Regions from separate parts of the Homo sapiens genome. Here region 2 is linked to region 1. Evidence: read pairs that join two places in POLR2A ChIA-PET (ENCODE). Cell type or tissue: CD4-positive, alpha-beta T cell. All regions are shown on one strand.

The links. Peaks named below come from ENCODE experiments on the same cell type or tissue, not always from the same donor. Only the 100,000 strongest peaks of a DNase experiment are listed, where the experiment ranks them.
Region 2: POLR2A ChIA-PET joins it to region 1 with 5 read pairs; 3 of 35 experiments call an interaction of 5 or more read pairs at or near these places.

The regions. Positions count from the first base shown.
Region 1 is chr10:469,842-472,341 of GRCh38, reverse strand. The region is part of intron 3 of DIP2C (disco interacting protein 2 homolog C); the gene reads left to right. Among named protein-coding and RNA genes, the nearest start is that of DIP2C-AS2, 160 kb to the left of the region's middle. RefSeq lists an enhancer at 1,419-1,934. In CD4-positive, alpha-beta T cell, CTCF peaks have their summits at 1,289 and 1,492; DNase peaks (open chromatin) are centred at 1,561 and 1,861; H3K4me3 peaks cover 908 bases; H3K27ac peaks cover 969 bases.
Region 2 is chr10:351,159-353,658 of GRCh38, reverse strand. The region is part of intron 24 of DIP2C (disco interacting protein 2 homolog C); the gene reads left to right. Among named protein-coding and RNA genes, the nearest start is that of ZMYND11, 220 kb to the right of the region's middle. In CD4-positive, alpha-beta T cell, no CTCF peak of the experiment used is centred here; a DNase peak (open chromatin) is centred at 1,418.

The sequences.
Region 1 (2,500 bases):
GTGGACCTGCAGCACGCGAGGGGCCTCCAGCTTTCTGCACGGACACACCCTCTCGGGAGACGCCAGTGTCCGGTAAATAGCTCTTCACGTGGTTTACAAGCCCATGTTGGCTACTATTCAGAATTGCATATTAATTAAAAAGATTATAATCTCGTGCCAAATTTTTCTTTTTTAGGTGTCACTGTTAAATAACTTTTTAATCGTGGTTGCTAGTATAGTTTTTTCTTTTTCTTACCATCAGTGATTTGTTTTCTAGGTCTACTTTTCTAAACAGAAATGAAAACCATACATTGTTATGTGTTTCCTGTCTTTCATCTGTGTTTTATGATGCCGTCTGCACAGGGTTGTCTGGAGACTGAGTTGCCAGTGCCACCTGGGCTTGGCCAGCTGAAATTTCATTAATTTAGCAACAGAAAACTTAGGCTGTCGGGCGTGGTGGTGGGCACCTGTAGTCCTAGCTACTCATCAGGCTGAGGCAGGAGAAATGCTTGAACCTGGGAGGCGGAGGTTGCAGTGAGCCGAGATCACGCCACTGCACTCCAGCCTGGGCAACAGAGCAAAACTCCATCTCAAAAACAACAACAACAAAAACTCAGGCTGTGATTAATGTTTGAATTATTCTGAGAGAGTTTTTCCAACATGTAGGTTAAAGTTGCTTCTTTAAAAGAAAATTACCTGTGAATTCTTTTGTAGTTCCCAGGGCACCGGTGAGGGTAGGGGCGATCGCTGGTGATGGACCCGATTCGTGAATCCCTTTGTTTTGCAAATGCCCTTCACTGGCATCCTCACATTGTTCTCACATGGAGCTTTCATGATAAGCAGGTGAAGTCGTGACTGTTGTCTTCTGTGTCAGAAGAAAAAAGTGAGGCTAAGGGATGACGGAACTCACCTGGTGTTCGAGGAAAGCCTGTGAGTCTCGGAACTCACCTGGTGGTCGAGGAAGCCTGTGAGTGTCAGTCGTGCTGTAATGAATCTCTCTGTCCATGCAGGCTCATGTGATTAGCTGCTTCTGCATCCTCAGTTGCCGTCTGCCTGGCCTCCTGGCTCTGCTCCTCTTTCTGGAGAGGAGATTTTATGGCCTCAGAGAGTGTCACCCATGCAAAAGAGGACACACCTGAGAGCCTGAATGAAAAGCTGGTGCCACCTCCTGGGCGCCCCTGCTGCCTTCTCCAAGGAGGCTGTGACCCAGGAAAATGTGTGCGGATGGAATGAAGGAGAATTTGTTCCCAAATCCACCCTCTGTTGTTTCACACCTGTCTTAAGCCCCGACACATATTGAGACCTTCTCTTACTCATGTGGGTGTCTCGGAGGCCCCTGTCGAGTTCAGGAGTGTGGAGGCACCTGCGTACTGTCAGCCTGTGACCAACGCTTCCCTCACTGTGTGTCAGTGCTGCCATGCAGACACCCTGTCTGTGAACACACAACACACCCAGACATGCACGCAGGCTGAGTTCACATGGCTTCAGTTCTCACAGAGGCCAGTGGGGGTCTATCTTCCATTTTATAGATGAGGAAACTGAAGTTCAGGGAGGCTGTCCAATGGCTGACGATCACACGGGGTCGCTCCTCGCAGGAGGATGCAAGCCCATCTTTGGCCGGCCATCTTACCACACAGGAGATCCGCGTCAGTCGCCACTGCGTGTTTCCTACATTCTCTCTCTCTCCACGATGCTGCAGGGGTGTTGATAAACCCTGTGTTTACCTTCGGATCATGCCATCTTCACAATCCCAGCTACTCCACGAGATAAGCATGGCGGGTTGTGGTTGTCTCACGGTCTTCTCTCTTGATAAAAGCCTGAGAGAGGTGGGTGTAGTAGGAGATGGTTATCTCTTGGCTTGGGGTGCGTTTTCTGTTCATCCGTGCACCTTACCTCACCTCTTCAAAGGCAGGAAGGTGTGGAAGAGAGAGGCACATGGCAGAGGGGGTGGCTGAGAGTGGCAGGATGGGTGGAGGAGACCGACACTTCAGCTCAGAGTCTGCAGGCTCTGCTCTGGAGGGGAAGCTAGACCCAACGTGAGAAGCACGGTTCATTTCTCCTGTTTTTGTAAAATTGTGAAATATGGCGCCTCTTCACACACAATCTCTCCCGTTCCCCATCCTGACTCATGTCTCCATCGCCATTATAACCACATGATACTCTGTCTATCTGCATGTCTGTGTATTCGTTATTTACCTACCTGTCAATCATCCATCCATTTATCAACCTCTCTGCATCTGTCTACATATTCGCCAATCATCTACTTACCTATCAAGCATCCATTTACGTCCACCATCCGTCCATCTATCAAACATTTCATCCATTTACCCCACTACTCAGCCATTCTTCCACCATCCACCTCCCCACCTCTCACTTTCTTCCATAAGAATACGAGGTCCACACAGGCCAGGATCTCTGTTCTGTTCATTCGTGTAGGCCAAGCACCTGAAATACTGCCTGGCTTCTATATTTTGAAGGAAGATGAGGGAGTGTGACACATTTGGGGAACGGCAAGAAGTTA
Region 2 (2,500 bases), 120 kb after region 1:
GCCTGCAATCCCAGCACTTTGGGTGGATCAGTTGAGGTCGGGAGTTTGAGACCAGCCTGGCCAACATGGTGAAACCCCGTCTCTACTAAAATACAAAAAAAAATAGCTGGGTGTTTTGGCACATGCCTGTAATCCCAGCTACTTGGGAGGCTGGAAGCACGAGAGTCGCTTGAACCCGGGAAGCAGAGGTTGCAGTGAGCCAAGATCATGCCACTGCACTCCAACCTGGGCAACAGAGCAAGACTCTATCTCGAAAAAAATTAAATGGTTGAACCAATGGGTTTGTAGCCAACTCTTTTGACCTTTTTTAACTTATACCTTCTTTAGAATTTTAAAATATAAATTTAGTTTGGCTTTTTCTTCTTGGGTTTTTTTTCCCCCAAGTTGTTTGATTTAATGTGAAACGTTAAAATGGTCCCAAGTTTACAGAAACTGACAGTGAATGTGTGTCCTTAGACAAGGGCAGACTCTTTGTGTTTCCCTGTGTGCCCCTCCGGTCATGCTGCCTCCCAGCACTTCTGTGGGGGAAAAGCCAGCCCTCATTTCTCTGATGAAATGGTTTTACCTAGAACCTTCTTCTTAGCTGGTGGGTTTCAGGACGGAAACCCCAGTGAATGTTGATGAGGATGCCAGAGAATGACGACTGTCACCTGCGGTGAATGGTTGTTGCTTTATGGGACACTCGCCGAGAATGCATCACATTCTTAACACGGAGTTCATGGGAAAATGGAAAGTGCAAGCAAAAGTTACTGGCATTTCTCCTGGGGTAGAGGCTGCATTAGGATTCCTGGGGAGCAAGGCTGAGGAACAGTGTCACGTGTGTGGAGTTGCCGTGTGGTGTAGCTGTGTCCCGTTCAACCACACGGGGTGGGGAAAGGTGGCAAGGAAGAAGGGACACTGCTCAGTCGCTGCAGGTGCCTGGGACTGCCAGCCTGCAACGTGAGCCAGGAGCGACTGTCCCTCCCAGCCAACGGTGGGGTCCAGTGTTCACTCACCTCGTCCTTTCCAGGCAAGAAAGGCGCCCACCTGGTGTGACCCATGGCCCTGCCTGGCCATGGAGCGAGGGGTGTCTGCTCATGTCCGACCGGCTGTGAAATCGTGTGCCTGTCTCCAGCACAGCACTATCTCAAGGGGCTTTTTAAGAACTTAATTTAAATCACCCTGTGAGCTGGCTTTGGGACCTAACACCTGAGAAGGGCACCGTCCTCGTGGAGCGTGCCTGGAAGCTTTGCTGTTTGTTTTTATGTCAGCCCTGAAAGACATCAACCAGCATTGAGAAAATTGTGTTTCACAGGGTTATCAAAGATAAAGGACAGCATGCATGTTACACTCATGCTTTGCAAGTACCTACAGGTGGGGATTTCTGTGCACCAGAATCAAAACATTTTCAAAGACACTCTTGGCTGCTGGCTGTGTCTCATCTGAGCCTCTCAAATCTCAGGACCCAGAATGTGGGCAAACCACAGGCTTTGTCATCTGACAGCAAAGCGGGTGTTTGATAGGAAATCAGCTTCAGCTCTCCAGAGATGGGGAAGAAACAGTTCCACAAGCCGAACAAACCAGACTGGGCACTGCTGCTGCAGGCAGGCCTGGCATGAGAATGGACTGTGGGGGTCGGGGCCTCCCTCAGCGGGGCGGGGGCTGAGCTGATTCTGCCAGGGCTCTTCTCTGAGACGCGTCCATGCTCACAGCGATGGGTGGTGTGCTGGTTTTCCTTGTTGGGAGACCTGCCCCTGGAGTCGGGGTGGACTTGAATGGGTCCCATCAGCACCCAGCCTGGCCGTGCTGGGTGTCTCTGTCCCATGTTCACTTGAAGAGCTCAGAGGACGTTGGCGGCAAGGAGCCGGTGGGCTGGTTGCTGTGAACAGGTGGCAAGGAGCCCCTCTAAGAGTAAATGCTCAGAGGAACAGTCCAGTTTCAAAGGCCCCCAAATCTGTCTTCTCAGCAGGATTTCCCGGACTCCAGCCCTGCGTTCCTTGTTGTCTCTGCCCATCTCTGCTGCCACCTGCTCTTGGGCTCTTCTACTTTAAATCAGTTTCTGTTTTCTAATTTTTTAGGTGTCCTCTAAGTGGGGAAATAATCAAGGAAAATGTGTGGGATGAGAAGGTTGAATTCAGAGAAATGTAAGCTAATCCTCTCCATGGAGGAGACCAGCCACAGGCGGCAGGAAGGGTCTGAAGACCCACCGGGCAGTGACGTGGGCCGCCTCCCCGCAGCCCTGGTCCTGGCCCTGGCGCAGAGGTCCTCAGGGAGAGTATACTTTCCCCACAGACCTCGCTGCGCTCATCGGCTGTCTTGTGGACGTTTTGGTAGAGGTCAGGGTCAGGTGTTCACATCTTGATGCTTCCTGAGACATTATCTTCCACTCACCGTGCCCCGCCATGTGTTTCTGACACGGGCCCTTCGAGCTGGGAGGCTGACGTGCTTTTCCCAGCATCGCCGATGAATAGCCCCAGATACTGTTCGTCCGTGCGGCGTCCTTTTGGTTGCACTAACTCGG